Linked DNA regions of Homo sapiens: regions 2, 3, 4 and 5 are each linked to region 1. A link is a loop called in an ENCODE intact Hi-C map of the cell type or tissue named here. Cell type or tissue: A673. All regions are shown on one strand. Each heading gives the region's core, and the rest is flanking DNA. Links, peaks and the distances in the headings are about the cores only. Region 1 has its middle 270 kb from the start of CD109. Region 2 overlaps LOC101928516 (a long non-coding RNA gene). Region 3 overlaps LOC101928516 (a long non-coding RNA gene). Region 4 overlaps CD109 (CD109 molecule). Region 5 has its middle 160 kb from the start of CD109.

Region 1 (6,649 bases), core at 689-5,688:
ACCCCTGCTGGGAGGTGTCTCCCAGTCAGGAGGCACAGGGGTCAGGGACCCACTTGAGCAGGCAGTCTGTCCCTCAGCAGAGCTCAAGTGCTATGTTGGGAGATCCACTGCTCTTTTCAGAGCCAGCTGGCAAGAACGTTTAAGTCTGCTGAAGCTGCGCCCACGGCCGCCCCTTTCCCCAGGTGCTCTGTCCCAGGGAGATGGGAGTTTTATCTATAGGCCCCTGACTGGGGCTGCTGCCTTTCTTTTAGAGATGCCTTTCCCAAAGAGGAGAAATCTAGAGAGGTAGTCTGGCTATAGCGGCTTTGCTGTGCTGTGGTGGGCTCTGCCCCGTGTGAACTTCCTGGTGGCTTTAACACTGAGGGGAAAACCGCTTATTCAAGCCTCCGTAATGGCCGACACCCCTCCCCGTACCAAGCTTGAGCATCCCAGGTCAACTTCAGACTGCTGTGCTTGCAGAGAGAATTTCAAGCCAGTGGATCATAGCTTGCTGGGCTCCATGGGGGTAGGATCCGCTGAACAAGACCACTGGCTCGCTGGCTTCAGCCCCTTTTCCAGGAGAGTGAATGGTTCTATCTCGCTGGCATTCCAGGCACCACTGGGGTATGAAAAAAACTCCTGCAGCTAGCTCAGTGTCTGCCCAAATGGCGGCCCAATTTTGTGCCTGAAACCCAGGGCCCTGGTGGTGTAGGCACCCAAGGGAATCTCCTGGTCTGCAGGTTGCAAAGACCATGGGAAAAGCATAGTATCTGGGCTGGATAGCACAATCCATCACAGCTTCCCCTGGCTAGGGTAAGGAGTTCCCTGACCTCTTGGACTTCCCAGGTGAGGTGACACCCCACCCTGCTTCTGCTTGCCTTCCGTGGGCTGCACCCACTGTCTAACCAGTCCCAATCAGATGAACCGGGTACCTCAGTTGGAAATGCAGAAATCACCTGCCTTCTTCATTGATCTCGCTGGGAGCTGCAGACTGGAGCTGTTCCTATTCAGCCATCTTGCCACTTTTCCAATAGTATTTTTTAATGTACATGGGAGGGTATGAATAGCCCAATTCAGAGATCCTGAGCTTTCATTTCTAGACATCCATTAAAAATCCTTAACAGGCCGGATGCAGTGGCTCATGCCTGTAATCCCAGCACTTTGGGAGGCTGAGGCAGGTGGATCACAAGGTCAAGAGATTGAGACCATCCTGGCCAACATGGTGAAACACCATCTCTACTAAAAACATAAAAATTAGCCGGGCGTGGTGGCATGTGCCTGTAGTCCCAGCTACTCAGGAGGCTGAGGCAGAAGAATTGCTTGAACCTGGGAGGTGGAGGTTGCAGTGAGCCGAGATCACGCCACTGCACTCCAACCTGGCGACAGAGCGAGACTCTGTCTCAGGAAAAAAAAAAAAAAAATCCTTAACATCTGAGAATGGCTAGAGTTTTGGTGCTGCACACTGGCAAGCAGCTCCTTCGACCCCAGGCACTTCACTTCTCATTTCTCTCTCAACAGTCAGCCAGCAAGGATCCTGGAGTCACAGGTGTGAGATGCAGGTGTTGTTCATTTGTCCTCATGATATTCAAATCTGACTAATGAGGAGAGTTTAGTAATTGTCAAAATTTCCTAACTCTCACATTTCAAAATTTCAGAGTTCTTGCTAGAGCCTCATTTTCAATAAACTAAACCAAATAAGGATACAAATGTTGAAGGCAGCAAATATAAAGCTTTTAATAAGCCCGTATGCAATATTGTTTAGTTTTTTTAATGTAACATATATAAATTCCAAGTTATAATTCTGAACACCATAAGTTAATTGGGCAGTGTTCACCTCATCTCATTCATAGTGATAGGGAAATAAGTGATTCTAAAGAAGGTATGGGAACCAGCACAGTTGAATTAATCTCATTCATTTTACCATCCATTTCATCTGTGAATCTTATTAGCATACCTGGAGGAACAACCACATATGAAAAATGTAGCAGAAAATAAGAAAATGCTCATAACTAGGGCAGAGGAAGCCTAGCAACCGCTGAAGCTGCACAAACAGTAGCATCTGACTACTTTGGGAAGTGAGCGCACTGGAGTAGAATAGAGATTTGCTGAGAGGCGTTGCAATCATCTCAAACACTGACAGGAGTGTCAAGTGGAAGCACCGGCATATATGATACAGTGTTCACCAAGCTCTCTCAAAGAGCACTTACACACCTGTAGGCAAAACTGTATTTCACATCATTGTATTAAAAAAAAAAAAATTCTGAAATTTTAAACTGCAGGTTTCATATACATAAAAACTTGTGTGGTTTCTCCATTTCTCTGAAAAAATACATTTTTCCTCATTGTAGTTTATTTTAATTCCCATGTTAGGTCAGGACACTATTTATAGTTTAAGAAAATTAGGGGGAAGAAAAGGTCAGTATAGGGTTCAGTGTGGTAGTGGAAAAATATCTGGCTGGTATATTTTACGGAATGTTTTGCAATCACTTTTAAAATCTCTGGAAAGCTAAAGCTGAAGAACTTTATAGAAATTAAGGAGTTATTGGCAAGGCCTGTTGACTGAGACAGGTCAGTGGAAATATACCAATCACCACCCCCACCCCCGCCAAAAAAAAAAAAATAAATCATAATTCAGGTTCTCCCTTTTCTTTCTCTAACAGTTGCCTGCCATCTAGTGGATGTAATGCAGTCAAGTCAGCAAGTGCTTTCTTTCAAAGCAATCAACGGTGCTTATTGAGTCATGCAATAATGTCATTTGAATAAAAACAAGGCCAGGAGCTTATCCTACAGCACACCCCCAGAATAAAACCATCTCTGGTGAAGACTTAAAGGAACTATGAAAAGACAAAAACCAGATCATTTTTGTGCTTGGCTAATCAAAAACCAATTCCTTTTAAAGCCAAGCACATTAAATAAAAAGGGAATTGCTATTTTTATGCTGTCTTTGCATGTTCTTGTGCTTAGTCTACAAATAACTTTATTTTGCTTCAACATATTATAATTTTAACATGTGCGTTAAAAATCATTTAATCAATAATTATCTACTGAGCACCTCCAATGATAGATACCACAGAAAATACAAAAAAGTAAGAGATATAAGCCCAGCTCTCAGATTTACAACCTAGTGAGGAAGAAAAAAAAATCCAAATGCAACAGCTAGCAACTGTGCTAACTTACGTGGTCCAAAGGAAGCAAAGATCAGTGAGGAGGAGAGAAACCTTCATAGTGACACTTGAGGACTTGAGGTGTATTTTGAGGATAATTAGAGACAAATGACTAAGTCCCTGGGCCTGGAGACAGTGAAGATGCTTTTTACACGAATGGGGAATTTATATCTTAATATAAAGCAAAAGGAAAATGAATCTATAATGAAATAGGCTCACGAGAGTTGTCATTCCAGGTGAACCTGGCCATACTGTAGGCTGACCAAATATCACCTAAGCACCTAATGCAACATCATGAAGATCTTTATGAAAGAGTTAAACTATATTGCAACCACTATCTGAGCTCTTAGATCCCTCATTATTTGCCGACAGTTGAGCAAATACTGCCTAATTGTAAGTGGAAACAAATGCCCTAATTGGACTCTAAGAATACTCTTGCAAGACTTCCTGTTAGCCAAAGAGAAGCTCTGCTTGCCACACTCTTAAAATGTCTGAGAAAGGAAATCGGAGTTTATAGAGCCAGGTGCACTAGTGAACTTCCCACTCATCCTTTCAGGTGTTCCCTTTTGCCAACCGGTGAGGCCAAACAGCCCTTTGGAGGCTTGGGCTGCTTTCTAGGGCCAGTGTGGAGCCCTCACCCTTTTCAGGGGCTGATAACTGTTCTCCTTTCATTTCTCCCAAACCAGCTTTTTATACTTTAAACTACTATTCAGCTCACTTTAATATGAATTTTAAAGTGCTTTAAATTTTAAAGCAATTCTTGGTTCCATAGTTAAATTTTTCTGTTCTCATTTGCCTGTTCTTTGATTTGGGACTCCATCCTATTTATAGGGACTACATAACAATGATTAGAATTATCATTTTTTAATCCACTCTCTACTTAAGTTCTTTTATGTAATCCTGTAAGATGAGTATTGTTATCTCACTTTTACAGACAAGAAAATCGGAGGCTATATAAATTGCCTGACATTACACAGAGAGTAACAAAGTAGGGATTTGATTTTAGATTTTTCTGATTTCAAATCGTGTGTGTGTGTGTTGTTTGTTTTTTACTGAGCCCTGCTGCTTTCTACTAAGGAATACATCTTTTGTCCTTCTGTCACAGCTGTAGTCTTTATATACATTTCCTCATGACTCACAAACCTTGATTTAATCAGATTAATTCAATATGGAAAAGGCCTTTTAGGTCAGGGAGTACAACTTCCTGCCAAGACTAGGATTTTTCTCTATAAAGCATTTATTGTTCCAAACACATTTATAATAAATATTACATTTTTCTATTGCATACCCCCTATGAAGCCATCCCAATATCCAAGATTGCCATGTAAATGCTGTCAAATATTTCCCAACTCCCATTTCCAGCCTCTTACAGTTATAGTTTCCCACCCTCCAACTTTTCTGCTTACCAAATAGAAACATTCTTCCATTTCTACTCAAGGGAGTAATTTTTTCAGTGGCTAAGCTATCACTTAACTGCAATAGAGAGACTAGGTTAACAGACACTTTGTCACTAGCAAAAGACTTTGCAAAGAACAAGGTGACCTGAACCAAAACCTTAGAGAGGCTGGGCATTCTCGGGGGCCCCACTAGTGGTCACATTTGTGGTAAATACTTGCTCCTGAGGTTCTTTAGGAAAGAGAAGTGGGCAAGGACCCATGTGAGTCCCCAGTTCTCAGAGAATTATTAGCTGGCCTATTGAAATAGCATATTCACTGAAGGGTTCCTAGGGAAAAGAAAGTTTTAGTTCCCTTTGAGTGTTTCCCAAACATTAAAAGAACTATTTCACTGGGCCACAACCACATAAATTGCATTAGAAGCAACTTGTACTCTGTCCCAATCAAACTCTACCAAGCTGAGAGGCCTAGAAGCTCAAGGTCCTTATAAAGAACAAAAAACCAAAGTCAGAGTATCAGAATCTTCCATTGGGTTCTCCTAATTAAGCAAGAGATTTACAATAAGGTAGTGAGTATTTAGAAGACTTCATTAAAAGTTGTAGTAATGTTAAATACACACATTAGTTTAAAATTTGAAAGGGATATTAGGTCACCTTGGTGAGGGTTAATTATTTTCATGACTCTGGTCCCCACAAAGACAGCAGAGAAGATCATAGAAAGCCAAAACCAGAATCAGAGACCAGAGGCAATGGCTGCCACGTCTCCATCAGTGCAGGCAAAAGCCAGAAAAGCCAGATGCCCTGTATTAATCCGTTTTCACACTGCTAATAAAGACATACCCGACATTAGGCAAGTTACAAAAGAAAAAGATTTTATTGGACTTACAGTTCCACATGGCTGGGGAGGCCTCACAATCATGGCAGAAGGCAAGGAGGAGCAAGTCACATCTTAAGTGGATGGCGGCAGGCAAAGAAAGCTTGTGTAAGGTAACTCCCCCTTTTTTTTTCTTTTTTTTTAACCATCAGCTCTCCTGAAACTAATTTACTATCACGAGAACAGCTCAGGAAAGACCCGCCTCCATCATTCAATCATCTCCCACTGGGTTCCTCCCGTAACACGTGGGAATTATGGGAGTACGATTCAGGATGAAATTTGACTGGGGACACAGAGCCAAACCATATCATACCCCTTCTACTGGAGATACATTTTACAATGAACAAAAGATAAAAGATTTTTCTGAAACTTAACTGGGGCAGGGGACAGGGGGTTGGGTGGAAACTCACAATTTCTGGGTTCCTGAAAATCTGTAAAGAAACAACTTAACAGTAGCTAAGAAGACAGAATCAGAGAGCCCTGAGTTCAAATCCTACCTTGCTACTTTCCATCTTAGAAAAGTAACTTGACTTCTCAGAACCACACATTCCCTGTTTAAAAATTGGAAGTGTTGTGAGGATAAAATGAAATAATGTCTGGAAGCACTTGGCACACTGTCTAGTACATCCTGTGAATTCAATAAATGGCATTTACCAAAACCGAGGGGGTTTACTAGTGTTGTTGCCATCTCTAATTGTCCATTAACAAAATAGACACTGTATATAAAAATTTTAATCTAGTATGGCAAAACCCTGGTCCATCTTTACCAACCTCACCACCACTTCAGACACACCAGAGGGCTGCTCATCCATTGCCTTCAAAATCGCATCAAATAGGCTATTCAGTACATTCATGCACAAAGTCAACTTTAAATCTATAAAAAGTATAGCAGAGTCTACCAGACCTCCTACTTATATAAGTTATTAAAGTCTGATCTGGCAAAGACCACTGGAGGCAAGCCTGTACTCTGACAAACTCAGATTTATCGATGTAGATGCAGCAAGGGAGGGCACTCCCGGGCAAACACAGAATGCTACTCAGCAGGTAGGAGGAGGGAAGCATCTTTTCAAAAGTTTGTCTTCTGTGAAAGAGTCTGAGGAGTATCTAAGGGAAGCAGGGACAAGGTCTACATTGGTTGCTGTTTCTTGGGGAAAACTAGGAAAAATAAGGACTAACTAGGGACTGGGTGCTGTCTTGAGGCAAGGTTGGTTTAGCAATTGGATGTCTCCAGTAATGGAT
Region 2 (6,383 bases), core at 1,384-6,383, 440 kb before region 1:
AAGGTGAACCATCTACAATACAGTCTCACTGGGTCAACAAAACAATTGTTGAAGCACAAGCTCATGTTGACTGTTACATTTCCTGCATATCTTTAATGCACTATAGTATGTATATTTCTATCCTGATGTTGGTATATTCTAACATAAAAATTCTAGAACATAGAAGCTGTTTAACTTTTTAAAAAATACAAATGTAAATGCATGCAAGCTGACAAGTAACAGTTTGCTACAAAAAGGATAATTAATTAGAATTACCACAATATCCTACTCTTCTGCATGAATTCCCACTATACTGGGAATGAAGTCCACAGAATGTTTCATGCCCCCCGGGCTCTATCTAACCTGTCTCCAATTACCTCTCCAGCCACATCTCCTGCCTCTCTCCTCCTACCACTATACTTTAGCCATGTTGTCGTTTATGTTCCTTGAATAGCCAACTTTGTCTCTGCCTTACTCTTTGCACTTTCTCTTCACTCTCCTTGTAATGTTAGTTCCATGGCCTCACATTGCTTATACACTCTTGTCTTTCAGCTCTCAATTCAAAATTCAATTCCTTATTGACTATTCCTTCCAAATTAAATCCAGCATCCTGAAATCCTCTATTACAACACTTCATTTTATGTTCTTCATAGCCTTAACTCTATCTAAAAATCACCCACCATGTATTGGTTCATGTTACATTTTGCCTGTTTATCACCCCGGAATATGAATTGAAGTCTTATTTATTTATTCTCCACTATTTCCCAAACACTATTTCTCTATAAAACTGCCTGGAACACAGCAGAGCTCATTATATTTGCTGGAAAAAAAAACAGTAATTCATAGCATTTATATGCAAAGCATAGACTCTCAGAGGAGATGAAATATAATCACATCTAGATGGTGGGATAAATTGCTGTTGAAAATCTTCAAAATTATTTCCTTTATACGGATGCTTTGTCCATAAAATGTACAAAAGAGATTTATTTTTTGTTTTTGTTTTTGGGGTTTTATTTCCATTAAATTGCCAGTACAAGTCAAACTTCCACAAAGCTTTGCAAGAACTTCCCAGGCCTGAAAAGGCAGCAAAGCTTTCCTCAAAAGAATAGAAACATGCCTCCTTGCATCATCTGTAGGCATAGGCTTGTGCAGGTATAGAAGGCCTAAGTTATGGAATACACTGTTAACTATTGAACTACTAAAACAGGTTAAACTAAAAATAATGGCAAAATTCCCAACTCCCATGGTCAAAGGATCAAAGAGAATTGGAAGTACGGTAGTAAGAGATTACATAAGGACAAGCAGTGTCATATTTTATCTCTTCTTAAATATGCGTCCCATGTTGTAATCTCTGACCTGAAGTCCATCCTATGTTTGAAGATATCTAAGAAACATCCTGTCTAAGATAACATAAGGTCATTTAGGTTTTGGCATGTCTACACTCAGATTTACCCCTCTCCACAAAATGATCCACGCCCTCAGAGACCAGAAAATGTAAAATCATCTTTCATATTTTCTTCTCTTCGTGCCACATGCTCTCATATACCAAATTTCACCCACCCTGCCTCCTTGAAATGTCTTTTGGCTCTAGGCCTTATCTGAGACTAGATTCTTGGAGCCACCAGCTGGCTTAGATCCACATCATCTCACATCAAGACCATGATCTCATCCTCTCCTGAGATGAGCTGATCTCCCCAAAGCCTGACTCTAAACCCTGACTGAGATTTGGAAAGTGGCCTTACCTACTGAACTGTACCATCACCTTTATTCTCAGAATTGTTTATCTGTATAAACAACTTAGAGAAGCAAGCCAAAAGAAAGAATGGTCTAGGGGACTTGTTTTGGTGCTGCACGTGCATAACATTTTAATTAAAATTAAGGGGAGTGTGGAAATCCATTATCCAAATTAAAGAGTAAGATGAAGGGCTGATGAACATTATTGGGGAGATGAGGGCTAAAGCTCACCCAACTCACTCCTTGCTGTCACTGATACTTAGGGCCCATTTTGCTTTGTTTCTATACATACTGGTCGTAGTTTCTTATTTGTGCAATGTATAGCATAGTGTGTGTAGAGCATGAGGGGCTTTAGATTACAAGATTAAGATAAAAACCACAGCTCCTAACTAAATTCCAAACATTTGTTACTACAATACATTTTCTTATTCAAATTTAAACACAAGGACCCATGATGGCATGTATCTCCTTATTTTTCCCAAAATAAAACTAATGTGGCTACCAAATAACCTAGAGTATGACTAAATTATAATTTAAAAATTGTTTTAATTAATAAGCTATTGCCCAATAAAATTTTGTAATAGAAACAATATTTTCAAATGTCCTCAATAAAATAGTTATTTTATTGGTTGAGGAATCTTGATATTTTAAGGAAACATCACAACCAAATTCAAACTTATTATTAATCTCAATGACAAAAATTTGAACCTCAATAAAAGCATTCATTTTAAAGGAAAGTACAAGAGGTTGTTAACAGTTGTGATCAAACCATTCTTAACAGTGGTCCCTCTGATACACTAGCTCAGCTGGCAAGAGTAGAGCCGACCAGCCTGACATTTAAGCTCACCACATGTGGGATAGTTAGTTCCAGTTTGCTTCATGACCACAAATTACATACCTAACTCTTGTCTACCAATTAAAGTGTATGACTTTGGTTGTGAGAATGGCCAAATAAAAGAATGTGGCTGTCTTGTGACAACATCTCTACTGGGAAAAACCACCTCAAACTCTCTGCCTTGTTGATGATGAATCAATAGTGCCATTGATACATAAATAAAGACAGCATTTTAATGCATTATACTAAAGGAGTCTCCAATTGTTTGATGTTAATTTTATAAAGAAAAGAGATGAACACATTTTTGAGAATGCATGAAAATATACATACTAAAATTTAATTTTACTGCTTTCCTAATACATCTCCTTCTTATTTCCAGTGACGATTTCAGATTGATTTCTGTCTATGAGACTAAACAGAGAAATAGAACGGTCCTGTGCATTTGCAAGATGCTGTCTCTTGAGAGTAGTCCCTCAGGATCATTTTTGAGAATATGTTGTATCAGCAAAGCAGAAGTGATCTGCACTCAAAGATTTTATATAATAACTATCAAAACCTTAGATAATGCAGAAACAATGGCAAGATATACTTTCTATCTATATAACTAGATAACATCCCTCCATATTTTAATCTCCTCTGGCACACTAAAAGAAAAAGAGAAAGGTAACAAGGATGGAATTGGAAAGAGAAAGGTAGCAAGGTAACAAAGATGGAATATATCATCTAATCATCTCTTGGTGATTTTTAATTTAATTATTCTTTAATTTATCTACCTCTGAAAAATCCCTGTATTTCAATCACTACTATTGCCACGAGGATGTCATATGTTAGCTTCTGGTAATTATGAGTCTTGCCTATCTGGTGGCACTTAGGATATTCTTTCCTGGAATATTAAGCTTACCCCACTTCATGCTTTCTGCTTGTCTCTATTACATAAACTTTTTAAAATACCATAGTTTGTAGACTTACTATAGATTTTTAAAAGCATGACCAATAACCACAAGCTGGCTACATGTTTTTTGTTTGTGTCCAAATAAACTTCTGTGTAAATATGCATATAAATACTGCATTTAATATCAAGGACAGGTATGAGAAAGAATATTGTACGCAAAGAAAGACTACTAGTCCAGTATTCTAAAAGATCCTTACTCAGAAAGGACCTGGATGAGATGATTCAGTGTTAACAGTCATGCCTGTAATACTAAGGCCTGAATTTCATGACAGCATCATGGACTTTGACTGCTCTCTACTGGATAGAAAATATATGAGGTCTTCTCAAATGGATAAGCATTTCTGAAGAGATTGTTTTTATCTTCTTTCTCTTCTCATATTAAGGTAGGTAAAGATTCCATTTCCTTGCTGTACTTCTTTATATGTAAGCTAACTGTATTATTATGTTATTTTCCACATTCCAAATTTCTGAATATTTTAAGATGATACATATACAATGATATATTTATCATAGCTTTACTTTTAAATGTGCTTTCTCCCAAATTTATTCCCAAGTCACTTCCAGCAAATGACATTTATATTATAATTTCTTTCAACATATATAGCAATCAGTGTTCAACCAACAATGCTCCTATGTTGTTATTATTGAAAAGAAGCCCTCCATCACACACACAGACACACACACACACACACATTCATGAGATACTAACAATGCTTTGATGATCATTTTTGGTTTTAAAACTAACAAAACAATCACAATTTATTTTTGATACTAAAAAGCTAGAGATTAGAGTTTCATAAATGAAATATGAGGCCTATGGGACACTGCCATAATAAGAAGAGGAAAGGTCACGTTGCCTTCCTGATGGAGGCAACTGTTCATTCCAAGCACTGATGTCATAGCTGCACTCCTGTAGGGAGATACTGAGTAGGAAACAGTTTTATTCCTTCATCAGTGTTCTCTGTGCTATTATATGAATAAAAAGTAAAGGCAACTCTGATAGAAAGAAATTTGGTTATGTAAAAAACATAATGAAAACATAATGCAAAATGAAAATTAATACTTAGAGCTTTTCTGAAAATAACACCTAAAATAAGCCTTTTCCAGACATTTCCAAGATATACTTTCTAACTCCTTCTAATATTCAGGATTAAAAAAATCTGTAAAATATTATCTGAATTAAAAGAAGAGTCTTCAAACTGAGATATATGTATTTCTGGGGTACCTGAGGCTTTCTAAGGAATTCCCATGAAAGGATGATATTAAGGAAGTTTATTTCTGGTACCTCAACCTTTGTAAATTCATTTTTCCTACATATTTATCTGTCTGAGACTCTGGGAGCCTCCTTTTATAATGGACTTTTCGCCTATTGTTTTCAACAACCAGATTGGAAAAACCTCATAATTCACGTGGCGACAATACAAAGGTTTTGGCCCTGATAGTTGGGAATTAGCATGATAATAAATGCTGACATACGGTGTTGCTGAACATTGCCTTTCCTCAAAAAAACTGCTGTAAAGGGCTCCAGTTGGTACCAACTCAAGCTGAGAACTCAGGATACACCCTCCTGCCTCACACCTACCCCTGAACAACACTGTGGAGAACCAGCGGTGTTTTGTGTGTGTGTGTGTGTGTGTATATATATATATATATATATATATGTATATATATATATATATATATATATATACTTAGCTTTATTTTAAAAAGTACTTTCTCCCAAATTTATTACCAAGTCACTTCTAGCAAATGGAATATGTGTGAGATACCATATGTGCATATACACACATATATACAAGTATACACAGACACATATGTGTGTGTACATGTATTGAAAGTATATATTTAGAATAAATAATTTGAAATAGAGTGTTTAATTTTACTTTTAGTAGATATTGTCAAATTTGCCTTTTGTAGATGCTGTACCACTTTATATTCTCAACAAAACCAAAGAAATATGTGGAAGATGTTTCTCCCACCTTGTTATTGAAGGTGGAAGAAACATCTTTTTTATAAACCATTAGGTGAAAAATGCAATCCTATCATTAATTTTCATTTCTTCAAATTATAAAATGAAGCATCTTTTCATGCATTTAGGAGCCAGACCAGGTGTGGTGGCTCGTGCCTATAATCCCAGCACTTTGGGAGGCCAAGGCAGGAGGATTGCTTGAGTCCAGTTCAAGACCAGCCTGGGCAACATGGCAAAACTCTGTCTCTACAAAAAAATACAAAAAAAATTAGCCAGGCATGGTGGTGCATGCCTGTAGTTCCAGCTACTTAGGCTGCTGGAGAGCATTACTTAAGCCAGGAGCCCAAGGCTAAGATTCTGCCACTGTATTCCAGCCTGGGCAACAGAGAAAACCCTCTCTCTAAATAAATAAATAAATAAAATTTAAAAATCTATTAAAGAGAGCCAATTCTTTCACGAATTTTTACATTATTTTTCTTATTTTTTTCTACTAAGTTCTATGTTATTCCAAAAATCTGTCTGTCTCCTCATATGCTGTGTCAATTTGTATAGCTTTTTTATTTTATTTTTAATTTTATTTATTTTTTATTTTATTTCCCTGTAGGGCTAGTCTCTCTTCTTTTTCAGAATTTCCTTCAATATTTTTGCATGTTATTTTATTTATTTTTTATTATTATACTTTAAGTTCTAGGGTACATGTACACAACGTGCAGGTGTTTTGCATAGGTATACATGAGGCATGTTGGTATGCTGCACCCATGAACTCTTCTTTTACATTAGGTATATCTCCTAATGCTATCCCTCCCTCCTCCCCCCACCCCATGACAGGCCCCAGTGTGTGAGGTTTCCCACCCTGTGTCCAAGTGTTCTCATTGTTCAATTCCCACCCATGAGTGAGAACATGCGGTGTTTGG
Region 3 (5,000 bases), core at 1-5,000, 600 kb before region 1:
CCTCCTAGGCTCAGGAGATCCTCCTGAGTAGCTGGGATTACAGGCGCCTGCCACCACACCCGAATAATTTTTTGTATTTTTAGTAGAAATGGGGTTTCACCATGTTGGTCAGGCTGGTCTCAAACTCTTGACCTAAGGTGATCCACCAGTCTCGGGCTCCCAAAGTGCTGGGATTACAGACATGAGCTACCGCAGCTGGCCTGAAGTGTATTTTCTAAAATAATCTATAAGTTCTCCATATAAGATCTTATTAAATACTTGAATCAATGACAAAACAATAAAATAATTTGTTTCTGATGCCTAAGAAAAATAAAGCTTTGCTAATAGTTACCATATTTGTAGATACATAGAATTTCAATTTAAAGGTTATGGTAATGGTTGAATTTTTCAACGTATTTCTTGATGGAATTTTTCCATATATAATCTGATTTTTCTGATGAATTATTTAATCTGTTTCAATGTGCTTTAAAATTGGGGGAAAAGGTTATGATAATGTATGGAAGCAGTATGGTGCTGTTGGTGACTCAAATTTAGGTATATTTATTACTTGGGTAGAAATTGAAAGAACTTGTAACATTTGCATTCTTTTGTATATAATTAAATACCACATGTATATATAATTTTAAATTTTTGCTAGCTTTTCACACAATTAACTTATTTGATCCTCTTAACAAATTCATAAGGTAGATGGGGTATATTTATTTTTAATACTATTTTGGAGACAAGTAAACTGGCATTAGAGGGGCTATATGGCTTTGGATTATGGTCTCATAAGTCATGCTCACTGGCACCATTCATTCCTTCATTCAAAAAATAGTCATCCCACTATGTTCCCATCACCCTTCTAAACAATGGGAATATGGTGATGAGCAAGATAAAAAATGTTTCTAAACTGATGTGCTTTAACCTCTGTTTCATCTGATAATAGAGATACCAAAGCTAAATAATTGTTTGAGCCTTGGATATGTTATTAGTACAGCGACCATAGAACTTATTGTCCAAACCAGGATACTTAATTATGAAATGAGGAGCTCTTTAAAAATATGCTGGTTCAAGAGGCATAAACTAGGGACTCTCTTGCAAACCAATCAGACTAATGGTCACCCTATTTATGGAGGCAGTCCCTTGATAAGCAAACCACTAGAGAACACCATCCTACTTATTTTTTAAAAGTTTCAGTCTATGGAATCAACCTAAATACCAAAGACTGGATAAAGGAAATGTGGTACATATATACCATGGAATACTGCACAGCCATAAGAAAGAATGAGATCATGTTCTTTGCAGTAACATCATTGGATCTGGAGGCATTATCCTAAGCAAGCTAATGCAGGAACAGAAAACCAAATATTGCATGTTCTCACTTATAAGTGGGAGCTAAACAATAAGTACACATGTACACAAAGGAGGGAACGATAGACACTGGGCCTACTTGAGGGTGGAAGTTGAGAGGAGGGTGAGGATTGAAAAGCTACCTATCAGGTAGTATACTCATTACATGGTTGATGAAACAATCTGTATGCCAAACCCCCACAACATGCCATTTACCTATATAAAAAACCTGCACATGTACCCCTGAACCTAGAACAAAAGCTAACAATAAAAATTAATAAAAGTTACAGTCTAATAAGAATTTCAAAATCTGACCTTCATTATTTTAGGGACTTCTGAATACACTGCTTTCCTCTATCAATTAAACAGGAAACTGCAGACTGAAGCAATAGGATGTTTTTGGGTGTAAGAAATAGAAAACTCAACTCAAAACTTGCTTATTCAGTTAATAGAATGTAATATCCTAAAATGTCTACAGGTAAAGCTGGCTCAGGTAGAGGCTTTATCTAATGGCCCAGCATCGACACGAAGGACCTGGTTTTGGTCTATCTCCTCGTTTGTTTTGATATAGGCTTCATCACAGGCAGTTACGCCTCAAGACCACCAGATGGCTTCCATAATCTCTCAGTTCTACAAATTCCTATAGTCCCATCAAGTAGGACAGTGTCATTGTCTTAGCAGAAAAAGTTGTTATAAATGTTCATCATTTATAGCGGCTAAGTTTATTTGACTATTTTGAACCATTCTCTGCATCTGGAGGATGAAGTGTGCTGATTGGCTTATCCTAATGTGATGTTTAATACTGAGTGTCAACTTGATTGGATTGAAGGTTGCAAAGTATTGATCCTGGGTATGTCTGTGAAGGTATTGCCAAAGGAGATTAACAGTTGACTCACTTAGATTTACTACCATATTTGGTAATGCAACTTCTTCTGCATGTGTGTGTGTGTGTGTGTGTGTATATATGTGTGTGTGTGTGTGTGTGTATATATATATATAGTTTGTGTGTATATGTATAATATATGACTGCACAAAGAACAAGCCAGTTTCTAAAACATCTTCTACAGCTTCTACTATTGTAACATTTATAAGGAAAAAGCTGTTTTTTGTTGTTATGAATATGTATTTGAAGCCCTCTAAAGGACAGTCACTGGCAAACAAGGAATCAGACAAATATTGAAAAACTTGTGGGTACAACTCAGTCAAAGAGTCGATTCTCCTAATAATTATCCAATTTTTTATAACCAAAATGTGGTTCTAAACTTTCTCAGAGACCCTCTTCTATGAGAGCCAATAATATAGCTAACTGTTAACAACCCCACAATACCAGGTTTACCCTTTAAATACAAGATGGAGTGCATAAACGGATGAAATGCCATGTACCCTAGACAACATGATCCATTTCCCTGGATCAGCAGCCCTCAAAATGCCTTGTCATTAATCCACTTGCAAGGCTCCCCAAACATGACAACAATTCTGGAAACCCCAAACCCCAGTCGACTTGGATAGGATAGCTAGGTCAACCTCTGCATCCATTTTTTATTTTCTCCCTACCATCATAAGTCCACAAAAAATGTCTGGACCTCTTTATGGTACAAGCCTAGAACCATTTCCAAGCTACCCAGAATGGCATTCCGCATGGTAACCGGAGTAGGGTGAAAGAGATGGCAGAGAAATTATTCACGCCTCAAACAAACTAAAGACTTTCCACCCTGCAATTTGGGCTTTCCTCAAGGTCCTACAGAAAGAACTGCATTCAGGAGCTTGGGTGGTCCTGTGTTGGCAGGGGCCAGAGGAGAAGTGAAGCAATGCATGAGGCACTAGAGACAAGCTTACAGAGTTAAATGCAGCTAAGATACTAACTCATCAGTCAACATCCACGCCTTTCTGTTTTGACGCATGCCGTTTTAAATTTAGTGATTTGTTCTTGGACAAAATGCCACATAATACTTTCTTTCATTCTTGAGTTTTCCATTCAGAACACTGTGTTCTAAAAGATACTAGTTTCCACCATGAAAAGCAATCATTGGTATGATTATGTGAATGGAAGATAAATCATTTAAATTTCTTTCCTTCTACTCTTATACTAACAGGATTAAAAGCTATAGAATGAAAGAGTAACAGGACAAGGACAGTCAGTACACAAAGGAAGAAATAAAACAACTCCATTAGTAGCCAAAGGAAAATCAAACTCATCACCACACAGTATTTTTACGTATTATATTGGCAAAAAATGAAAAATAATTGAAAATAAATTAGAAAACATCCAATGTTGTTTAGCATGTAAGGAAACAGACTGTCATTAACTGCTGATAAACATGTAAAGTGTCATACCCTTTCTGGAAAAAGATTTGGAATTGTCAGAGATATTTGATACATGCATAAAGGAATTTATGTGTCAAAGAGTATAATGTATTTGTAAGTGTTTATGCTGAAGTCAGAATATACACAGAGTTGTTTGGTTGGATGTCTATTTCGATTGGACAGCCCCATGCTGTACTAGTTGTAAAATATTTTTATTTTCACCCCCACATATATGCCAGCACTCATTTGAATATATTTCTCACACTAAGCATATTAGTATAATTTTAAATGAATAATTGGTAAGTGGTAAATGACATTTCTCTGATTTAGTTTTTATTTATATAATTGTTGGTAAGATTAAACATATTCCCATGTTTACTCAACATTGTAATTTTTTTGAACATTGCCTATTTATATTGTTTGAGTTCACTTTTCTATTGGAAAGTTTATCTCTCAGTAATTCATTAGAGCTATTCGTACATTATGAATAGTAATATTTTTAATAGCTATCTTTCCCACTTAGTCTTGAGACCAACCATAATTATTTCTTCATTTTATAATTAAAGTATTTTGCAATTTTCTCTGCAGCATAACCATTTCTTCATTATGTTTGTTTTTGTAAAAATACAGAATTTGAATTTTTTCTGTATAGTCAAAAATCACTATTTCTTCTCTCTTAAAGTCCTCCTATTTACTTAGAAAATTCTTCATGCCAAACAAAATAAATACTAACCTACCATTAATTTCAAATATTTATCTCTTTAATACAAGTATACTTTATTTTGTGTGAAGACTTTTTTCTACAGAAAACAACTTTACTCCACTCATGATTTGTGATTTTATATTTGTTATAAAAGAAGTCCTGATATATGTACGAGGGTTTGTTTCCTGGCTTTCTAGTTTGTTCCATTCTTCACTTTACCTATACTTTCACGAGTACTCCTAATTAGAATGATTCTAGCTTTTTCTTATCCTGTAGTATCTTACATGTCATATCCCTGGTTTATTTTTTTCCAGCATTTTTGTTTATACTGACACATTTTTATGTCTACTATACTTATAAAGTACTAAAAATAATAATATAATGTTTTGATTTAACATTAGAAGGAGCAAATTTATCATGATTAGTCTTTTTATCCAGGTCTATGATATGCAACTCCCTTTACTCAAGTCCTTTAAAATGTTTTATTTAAAAAACTTTGGAGTTTTCTTCATATTAGTCTTGGTTAGATGGTCATATTATTCTTAGGTGGGTTTCTTTTATTGTTTTTCATTTTTGTTTTATCTTAGAGTGGTAATTTAGATTTTCTATAATTTTTTATTGATTCTTGCTTAATACATATTTGTTACAACTTACATTGCAT
Region 4 (5,000 bases), core at 1-5,000, 230 kb after region 1:
CAAGATGAAAAGAGTTACAGAGATGGATGGTGGTGATGAATGCACAACAATATTAATGTACTTAATACCACTGAACTGTACACTTAAAAATGGTTACAATGGCAAATTTTACGTTATGTGTATTTTACTACAGAAAATAAAAAATGGAGGGAAAAACCATTTGCAGGCCAGGCACAGTGGCTCATGCCTGTAATCCTAGCACTTTGGAAACCCAAGGCAAGTGAATCACCTGAGGTCAGGAGTTCGAGCCCAGCCTGACCAACATGGTGAAACCCCATCTCTACTAAAAATACAAAAATTAGCTGAACATGATGGTGCACACCTGTAATCCCAGCTACTCAGGAGGCTGAGGCAGGAAAATCACTTCAACCTGGGAGGTGGAGGTTGCAATGAGCTGAGATTGCACACTGCACTCCAGACTGGTCAACAGAGTGAGACTCTTTCTCAAAAAACAAAACAAAACAAAACAAAAAAACCATGTGCAATTATTTGAGAAAACTGTCAACACCAATCAAGAGATAACATACCTAGAGATAAGGTACCTAGAGAACTATATTGCAAAGAAATGAAAATAAAGGAATGTCTAACTTTTAAAACACATTATCTTCCTAAGGTGTATTTTCAAGTCAATTATTAAATCAGAACATATTCCCACACTCAACTTATAATGTACCTAAAGTATAACGGCCCTATAAAACACACTTCTATGAAAAGATGTTACAGCTAAAATATACCTCTGCCCTCTGAGAGGAGGGCTTGGTGCTCTAGACAAAGAAATGATGAAAAAGAGCAGGGCAATCAAAGTATGGCAGAAGTAGAAGACTTGGTCACATTCTCAAGAGAAGAAGTACAATCCCCAAAGTAGCAAAGAACTATTCACACTAGAATATGTGTGTCAATTAAGCACACGTATAAGTAGCACAAAAAGAGCCAGGGCTCTTACTAAACTTTACTGATTTTAAGAGGTCTTAAACATTATAATCATCAAGAGTTTCTTTGCAATTTGATTAAACTAGCATTGTAAAAAAAAAAAAAGTCTATGTATATATTGAGAACTTATGATGTCCCACCATCATATGCTGAACAATGACAGAGATAAAACATAAGATGGAAAACCAAGGTGGCAGGGTAGAGAGAACCTTGGATTTGGTGTCAAAAGGCCTGAGTTCTAATCCTAGTTTGGTAAGTTGTGGGACATTGGGCAAATCACTTAACTAATCCCCCAAAACATTTGTTTCCTTTCTTGGCCAGGCACAGTGGCTCATGCCTGTAATCCCAGCACTTTGGGAGGCCGAGTAGGGTGCATCACTTGAGGTCTGGAGTTCAAGACCACCCTGGCCAACATGATGAAACCGTCTCTACTAAAAATACAAAAATTAGCTGGGCATGGTGGTGCATGCCTGTAATCCCAGCTACTCAGGAGGCTGAGGCAGGAGAATCGCTTGAACCTGGGATGTGGAGGTTTCAGTGAGCCGAGATCACACCACGGCCTGGGCAAAAGAGCGAGACTCTGTCTCGAAAAAAAAAAAAAAGAAAGAAAGAAAAGAAAACTAGAAATCATACTAGACCAAAATAATTACTCACCATTACTATCATAAAAAACCTTGAAGGTGAAAAGCAATACAATACTTGAAGGGCAAACAATTTAGATTAATCCAGAAAGGTTAACACGGTATCATAAAGGACTTATTCACTCTTACTCTACAAACAAACATGTTATTAATACAAGTGGAGAAATGCCAAGGAGCCGTCAAGTATGTTTTACTTAAAGGATCCTTTTCCTGACCTAGGACAAAGGGTAACTGAAGAATACCACTTTCTGATTACCTGTATAGTCATTACAAATCAAAGCTCTGATAACTCCGGTAATTCTTAAAGAGATTGTCCATCAGTGGGAATACTCATATCATTCCATATTTTTTCTACAGACAAAATGGAATTTCAAAACTCTCCCAAAGGCTGTGTATGATGGCTCACACATGTAATCCCAGCACTTTGTGAGGCCAAGGCAGAAGGATTGCTTGAGTCCAGGAGCTCAAGATCAGCCTGGGCAACATAACAAGACCCTGTCTCTATGAAAAGGAAAAAAAAATTTTTTAACTAGGCAGGCGTAGTGGCACATACCTGTAGTCCCTGCTACTCAGGAGGCTGAGGCAGGAGGATCACTTGAGCCCAGGAGTTCGAGGCTGCAGTGAACTATGATTGTGCCACTTCACTCTAGCCTGAGTGACAGACGACAACCCTGTCTCTTACAAATTAAAAAATTTAAAAAATACTTCCTTTTTTTTTAGCCAGAGTATCACTCTGTCGCCCAGGCTGGAGAGCGGTGGCATGATCTTGGCTCACTGCAAGCTCCGCCTCCCAGGTTCACGCCATTCTCCTGCCTCAGCCTCCCGAGTAGCTGGGACTACAGGCGCCCGCCACCACACCCAGCTAATTTTTCGTATTTTTAGTAGAGACGGGGTTTCACTGTATTAGCCAAGATGGTCTCGGTCTCCTGACCTCGTGATCCGCCCGCCTCGGCTTCCCAAAGTGCTGGGATTACAGGTGTGAGCCACCACGCCCAGCCAATACTTTCTTGAAAATAAATATTTTCCTTCCCTGAGTTTTATATTGAGAATGGTGACTGCCACCGAAAAGTAAAAATATAGTCTCTAATGGTGGGCTATTTAAATAATAAATACATTTCCTCTATGTTATTATTCACTACTAAAAGAAAAGGGGTTTAATAACAAGAAATATACAGTCCTTTAATGCTGCGCAGTAGTCAAAGAAAAACAAAAGCCAGAGACCAAGGCCACAGTTGCTTCTCATAACATTTCCTTGGTTATACTGACCCCTGGTGGTTCTAAAAGGGCTCTTTTTTTTAAGGGGCTTATTTTTTCTTAGCTGAATGCCTCAAATTAACATACCTCAAATGACAAGTACCTGATCAGTATACTTGTCTTCAAAAAGATAAAGATGCTTTATAGAATATACAAAAGGGAAAATTGCATTTGGTTCAAGACAAATTATTGCTATATAGTTTTCACACATTCGTTTTAAGAAAATACTGCTTTCTACTTACATGCAAAAGCACTGAACTTGGTCCCAGGAATAGAGAGGTGAGCAAGACCAGAAGGTCACCAGCTTTACAAAGGCTACTGTCTATCATGGACCACTAATTAAAAGTGAGATGAATGAATTAAGGGAAGCACACAGTACTATGGGAATGTCTGGAACAGCCAGGCCACTTTAGAGAATGGCTGCAGGTTAAAAGCAAGTAGCGAGAATAAGGAAGAAAAAACATTCTCAGCAGAGGGAACAGCATGATGAAAGGCTCTAGAATGAGACAGATCGGTGAGTTTAAGAAACTTAAGGGACATAAGATGTCTAAAGCATAGAGTTCAAGAGGAAGGGCGGCACTTTACAAGACTGAAAAGTTGGGCAAGGGCCAGATCCTGCAAATGCTTTTCATTTTTTAAGCACCTAAATTTCCTTAAGAGCATTTGTTTTCTATAAAAGCAATATGACAAGCCAAGTCCACAAACCACAACATGATAAATCCTATAAATCTTTCAAAGTATAATCTCACATCTTCTGCAAAGTCTCCCTCTGCTATTCTATCCCCCTCTCTTCTGGTACTTATTCTGTCCACCATTCAATGAACAAATTAATCCCTCAGCGCCTGTTATCCAGCTAAAACTGCTCTTGCTGGTCATTGTGCATAGGTGGCATCTGAATGGACCAAAAATGGACACCTTGACCCAGGGCGGCCCACCCACAGGCTGCCAGCCACCTGTGCAGAGGCTTGCTTTAAAGATTCTGGGCATGATGGTTATTTAGCTAAGCTAATGGAATCAGAAGAACTGAAGAACACCTCAAAGGTTGGCAGAAGAGTGAAAGGAGAACAGAGCAGACCATGGGAGACAGAAGGAGCAGCTGGCCCCAAAACATCAGTGCTTGTGCTAACAATAAACCCTCTTTATCACCAAGCTGGACTGAACACCTTACAATTCCTCTGCTATTGCACTGCCCTGTGTTTGTCTGTCCCCCTTATGTCATTTAATTTTTATCATATTGTTCATGTCACCATGACAATGACCTTTGAAAATGGAGGTCATATGTTTACCTTCTTTGTATTCATCACAGCCATAAAGTCCTTAACACATACTGGGTTGGTGGGTGGGTGGGTGGATAGAAGGATCGATGGATGGATGGACCAAAAAAAGTGATTCTTAAGAATTTAAGTGGGAACTGAAAATAATATTCAAACTACTTTAAACTCACAACGTGCTTCCTAATCTACACCGCCATCATTCTCCACATGCTCCAGTAACATCAACTTCTCCCAAATCCCCAGACACATAACGTTCTCTTCCATTTTCCCTACTCCCACACAAATTTTTCCCTATTTTCTAAGTTTCACAAATGCCTACTCTTTCCACTTTCTCTACAAGCTCAGATATAAAGAATTCCACTTCCCCTAGAACTCATCACATCCTGCTCTAGGCTGCCATTTATAACAGTGGTTATTATTACACTGTTATAAGTAAGGAAATAAGCAAAGACCTCACTGAAAATTGTCCATGACTTTAATGGTTATGCATTACATTGTTCTCTAACAGTATGAGCCCCTTTCATAATATTGCCTCAAATGTTCTTTAAAACCACATCATACATTCATTCGGTAGAGCTTCTGCTACCTTAAAAAGAATAATATTGGTAAACACATCATACAAACACCCATAAAGATGCAGGGTGGCCATGAAGCAAATATTGAGAGTCCATTGTGCCTCCAGCACTGTTCTCATTCATACAGGTCAATTCACACACGAGTCCCACCTACTCAAGGCTCAGCAACAATGCTTAGAATAAGCTACAATTTCATGCATTTCATATTACATATCTTCCCCTTTAGATACAGAAAAAGTTGATTATATCTTATATGTTTATATGTCACATAAATATAGAAAAATATAAAGGTTTACATGTTATATACTAAATGACCAATTTATATC
Region 5 (5,412 bases), core at 413-5,412, 110 kb after region 1:
CTCAGGAATGCTCACTGATTGGAAAGATGTCTGTCCTGAATTGCAAGAGAGCCAACTAGAATGCTGATATAAACTTGGTGATTAAGAATGTGGGCACTGGAGTCACAGTGTGGGTTCAAATCTCACATCTGCTCTTAAGAAGCTATATAACATTGGGAAATAACTCAACAACCCTAAGCTCATCTTTAAACTAGGGACAATAATTGTACTTTCTCCATTTGGTGGCTAGATGAATTAAGAGGCAATAAATTTAAAGCATTTGCTTTCCATTTAGTTAAGTACTAAATAATATTTTGATACATATTAGTTGTATATTTGAAGATAATATCAAGTTAAGAATACAGAATGACATCCCAGATAACATTATTCCTGAAATGGCATTGTATTATTTTATCATCAAACTCCAGTTTTTACTCTAGATTGCTTTCCCCAAGCAAAACATACATCTTCAACGTATGTGATCACACCAGGAGCTAGGGGATTGTGGATCAATTCTGAAAGATTTAATCTTGGTCAATAGGATTTGGTGAAAGTCAGGTGAGTGAAATGAGGTGGCAGGGTGGTATAATGGTTAGTAATACATGCTCTGGAACCAGATCGCTAGGATTTCAGTCCAGGTTATACACCTACTATCATGTGATATATAGTTCACCTCATTTGTCAGTGTCTCTGTCTGTAATATTGCACTTACCCTGTAAGGCATTTGGAAGGATTACCTGGCATTAAACATGTAAAGAACTTAGAACAATGCCGGGCACATTGTAGTCAAGCAATCAATGTCAGCTGCTGCCACAAGTGGCACATGGTGGTCAGCAACAGCTGCCCTATTGGAGAGAAAACTGGACAAGTGTTACAGATGAGCCCCTTGACAATGTCATATGATGATTTTCCTTTCTCACAGGAGCAGAGTCCATACTCTGTGATTATTAAGCAATTGTCATCAACATCTTGGTGTTCTTTTCCCAGGAAATAAACGGCCCTGAGGAAAAGAAAATGAAACATCTGGACTCTCCTGCTCAATGCCCCTTTGTTTAAAATTGGGATGGCTTGCTTCTTTCACGTCCCCCCAACATTAGAGAGGATTTATCCTTCTGTGTACTGGATAAAGGAAGAGGGTAGTGATCTGGCACACTGGCAACCTGGCACAACATATCTTTCCCAAAGAAGCAGTAAAAGGAGTTACACCTAGACACACACAAACACACACACACACACTCCTCTGAAGCACTCACTTTGTCATGCTTTCAAATGCAGGCACAGGAGAATCCTTCTATTTCAGCCCTTCAACCAATAGGCCACAAAGTTCGGGGTCCCAGAGTCCTTGAAATAACCCCACTTTCAACACAGGGCCTGCAGACAATGCAATTAACACCTAATATTGCTCAGCACTGTCTTGAAGTAAAGAACCTGTAGAAACCTCTTTTCACTGGTCTCTGTCTCTTGTACCTTGACACTTCTGTATCATTGCAGAGTAAGATCTAGCCAAGAAAGTGAAAACATCCCAATCTGGGGAAATGTGAAAACAACTTGGATGCAGGAAACCTGTTTTAGCCCCTGCCCCAACTTTAACCTTGTAACGTTGGGAACATTACTCGGCCTCTCTGAACCTGTTTCTGGTTTCCTCACCTGAAAACAGCTGGGTGAGAGAGTCAGTTCTAAATTGATAATAAACAGATAAGTCCCCTACTTGGCCTTCTCCTTCTACCTAATCACTGATAGATTTGAAAGAACTCTGTCAAGGGGGAAGCTTAGAGTGCAGCTCTCTGTAGCATTTTATGGGAAAAGAAATACCAACTGTCCCCTCTTTGCACGGGTCCTACTCTGAGTGGAATCCCCATCACCCTTTAAGGTGGCAATGAACAAACAAAAGCTCTCATGAGAAAGGAGGGCTAGGCCCTGTGACTCTAGCTTTTTAACCCTGACATTCAAATTTCTGCTTTCAACATCTCATCTATTAAAGCTACCACTTCTACACTGGCCTCACCTGGAGGCATGGCTCTGCCATTACAATTTTAACTTCCTTAAATTCCATTCAGTATAGCTGAAATAGGTCCAAAACATTTAGAAATCACTAACATCTAAGGGAAAACAGAATAAGGAAAAAAAATGGGCAACTAAATAATCTGGTTTAGGTGGTGTAGTTCACCCATCTTCACCCTTCTCCCTGTTTCCCAGCCTGTCTGTATGGCAGAGGCATCTTAAACCCCTCCTTCCTGAGAGCATCCTCGGGTGTATCTAAACATCCCTGCCCAAAGTCAAGACAGCAATACCCAGAGAAAGGCAAGAGCTCCCTCTCCCACCTCCTGGTTTCCAGTTTTCTTTCTGAAGACCCACAACTTCCCCAGATGATGGCCCCAGGAATTACTGTCTCCTTTAGGGAGATGAAACTCCCACCCCAGGACCTTCCCTCTCTCACCAGGACAAGTGTATCACAAACAAGTATTCAATTGAAGGAAGGGAAAAAGAGGATGGCTGGGCCTTATGGAGGTAAGCTTCCTTCATTATGGTATCAAATCCAGTAATGCACTTTCCTGTTAGAGAATTTCTAGACAGTCCTCCCAAACGAGAAGCGTTTCCTGGATTATCATAAAACGTGTCTATATAGAAAAGCTAGTTCACAATGAAAAAGAACATGTGGAAGGTGAGTGCTGTACAATGAAGATAGGCTTTGAGAAGCCCTCCAGGCAACCAAACCTCCACTAACAAGTCCATTTTGCTGTTTTTTCTGTTATGTTTATTCTTCTCCAGCTATGACTATAAAAGAGGACGCACTGGGGAGAAACATACTTCAAGTACAAAGCAAAAGTAGGTGGAAAAAGATAGTAATAAATACGTGTTCTATGATTAATCAGGATTCTTGATTCCATTAGGAGATTAAAATTCCACAAATTCTAGGTCAAACTTTACTTGCCATAACTTATTCCCTAACCAAAACAGGCTAGAGAAATGACAGTAGAATCTGGCAATAGTACCTCTTTCTAAACTGTCCAAAGGTTAATGATCTCTTCAGTTTTGAAAATCAGGATTTACTTTTATAAAGTCAAAAAGAAACTCCCACTCTGTACGTGGTTTTTTTTTTTACTCTAAGAATAACAAATTATTATGCATAAATTACATGCCAAAAATAAGAATGCATCCTAAAAAGTATGTGGTAACAGAAGTAAGCAGATTATTGTAATAACCTTATCACCTGTTTTCCCAGAAAAGAGAAAAAGCCCTCCGATCTCATTTCATTCTTAGTATTCAACAGGAACATTAAAATTAGGCAACAATTTGGGGGAGGTACTTTCTTCCCTCTAATCCTCTTCTGCCCCCTAGTGGTCGCATATTTTTATGTCATACAAGATAATTTCCATTTTGAATATCTGGTTGTTATATTTCCACCATTAGAGTAACTCTATTGTATTTTACCCCTGTCATAAACCTTAAAACCAATTTAATAAACACATCTGACTACTCAATAAAACTTCACGATTATTTTAGTACTTACATATTGTGTATTAACTTACAACAGCTTTATCTAAAATATTTTCCCTGGAAAAAGCCCAGAGATATTCTGGGTGAAATGACATTCATGTGGTGGGCTAAAGGTTCAGAAAGCATGGAATATCATATCCTTTTAGAATTCAAAATATACATTGTTATATTAAAGATAAATCCTACAGCAATGACATTTTTTGTGATTTCCTAAACTTTGCCATTAAATACTTTTTTTTCACGTTAGACCTGCTAGCATCCTATAAAATACCATTTGGGGAAGTGTTGGTATCTAAGCATTATTCTCAACCCTATTGTTTTCTCCTGAGAATGGCTGAGGATTTCATTCTTTGTGACTCTTCTTCCTTTGTCATGCCTATTATGCCCCAATATATCAACTTCAATTATTTTATTTGAACACTATATCAGGTTGGCAAAGTAATATACACTCCATAGCTAAAACTCCAGCAGGGTATCAAAACCAAATCCTTGAAATGCTGCTCAGCAGTAAAAGGAAATGAACATTGATACACACGACAGCTTGGATGATCTTAAGTGCATTTTGCTCAATGGAAAAAAAATCATCAAAGCTTACATACTGTATGATTTCATTTGTATAACATTCTCAAAATTACCATTATCAAGACAGAGAATAGATAAGTAGTTACTAGGGATTAAGGAAGGATAGGGAGGGGATGACCCTAAGCAGCATGAAGAAGTCCCTTTGTGATGAGTAAACAAATCTGTGTCTTAACTATAAATGGTAGTTACATAAATCTGTACCTGTGATGAAAATGTCCTAAAATTATACAAAAAAACATGTAAAAATAAATGCTTGTAAAAAGAACTTGAAGCCAAGTAAGGTCTGTAGTCCAGTTAACTGTTTCCTGCTAATCAATGTTCTGCCTTCAATAATGCACCATAGTTAGATAAGATGTCACTGTTGGGGGACACTGGATGACAGGCATACAGGACCTCTGTGTACTATTGTACAACTTTTTGTGAGTCTATAATTATTTCAAAATTAAAAATTTTTTAAAGTAAAATTCTATGGCCCACACCAATGTTCACAGTATGAATTCCTTTGGATTTTTCTGAATTCCTCAATAATGTTTAAATTCCTCTAAATTACAAAAGAAGAAAAATAGGAGTAGAGTGTTATATAAGAATAATTAGTTAATACGTCATTATTCTGTGCGTTGGCAGATTACTCACAGGTCCTGACTATCTACTGGTTCTCCTCACTGGGATGAAATGAGATGAAATAAGCTTCACTCAAATGAATCCTTGATAAACACAGACACACACACACACACATTTTCACTTTCTCAGTCTTTCTTCATCTCAATAAGTGCCTTTCTCCTATCCCCTAGTTACTAAGGCCAGACATTTTTTCTTTTTCTGGGCTCTTCATATTTAGAGGTAAGGCCAGACTTTTTGAATCTTCTCTTTTCCTCACTTCCTACATCCCATCTATTCCCAAGTCTTACTGATAATACCTCCAAAATACCTCAAGTCTGCACATAAAGAATATACAAAAGGAAATGAGAATTCAAAGGAAACAGAAAATGCATCTGACAAATGGGAGAGTGTGCGAACATAGAAGGCAAAGGAGGGGGCAGAGCAAGAGGGCTGAATAGAAGCCTCCACTGATTGTCCCCCCTGCAGGAAAGCCAAGTTTAATAACTATCTATACAAAAAAGAACATCTTATAAGAAGCAGAAATCAGGATACAGATACCAGCTCAACCACAGTGGAGTACAATGCCAAGAAGGCTCTTGGGGTCCTCAATTCTGGGCCTTGGCTTGTGGATGACAGTTTTGGACCTGTCCTGGTCCAGAGAGGAGTCCACTGCCCTGAAGGGTGAGTCCCAGGCCTGGCAGCATTCACCACAAGCTCACTGAAGAGCTCTTGGGCCTTAAGAGAACATTGGCC

The links. A loop is a pair of places that touch in the nucleus more often than their neighbours do. Peaks named below come from ENCODE experiments on the same cell type or tissue, not always from the same donor. Only the 100,000 strongest peaks of a DNase experiment are listed, where the experiment ranks them.
Region 2: a loop joins it to region 1, with 2.5 times the contacts of the local background. A loop is called at or near these places in 8 of 110 quality-filtered maps.
Region 3: it touches region 1 in a loop (17-fold over the local background); 3 of 110 quality-filtered maps call a loop at or near these places.
Region 4: it touches region 1 in a loop (7-fold over the local background); 10 of 110 quality-filtered maps call a loop at or near these places.
Region 5: a loop joins it to region 1, with 5 times the contacts of the local background. A loop is called at or near these places in 14 of 110 quality-filtered maps.

The regions. Positions count from the first base shown.
Region 1 is chr6:73,966,178-73,972,826 of GRCh38, reverse strand. No RefSeq gene overlaps it. Among named protein-coding and RNA genes, the nearest start is that of CD109, 270 kb to the right of the region's middle. In A673, for the core only: a CTCF peak has its summit at 2,643 (motif pointing left); DNase peaks (open chromatin) are centred at 2,656 and 4,286; H3K27ac peaks cover 1,194 bases.
Region 2 is chr6:74,407,049-74,413,431 of GRCh38, reverse strand. All of the region lies in intron 2 of LOC101928516 (a long non-coding RNA gene), which reads right to left. Among named protein-coding and RNA genes, the nearest start is that of CD109, 710 kb to the right of the region's middle. In A673, for the core only: a CTCF peak has its summit at 3,789 (motif pointing left); no DNase peak of the experiment used is centred there.
Region 3 is chr6:74,571,953-74,576,952 of GRCh38, reverse strand. The region is part of intron 2 of LOC101928516 (a long non-coding RNA gene); the gene reads right to left. Among named protein-coding and RNA genes, the nearest start is that of SNORD156, 550 kb to the left of the region's middle. In A673, for the core only: a CTCF peak has its summit at 1,936 (motif pointing right); a DNase peak (open chromatin) is centred at 1,942.
Region 4 is chr6:73,737,136-73,742,135 of GRCh38, reverse strand. The region is part of intron 5 of CD109 (CD109 molecule); the gene reads right to left. Among named protein-coding and RNA genes, the nearest start is that of CD109, 43 kb to the right of the region's middle. In A673, for the core only: a CTCF peak has its summit at 2,847 (motif pointing left); a DNase peak (open chromatin) is centred at 2,815.
Region 5 is chr6:73,853,086-73,858,497 of GRCh38, reverse strand. No RefSeq gene overlaps it. Among named protein-coding and RNA genes, the nearest start is that of CD109, 160 kb to the right of the region's middle. In A673, for the core only: a CTCF peak has its summit at 3,331 (motif pointing left); a DNase peak (open chromatin) is centred at 3,297.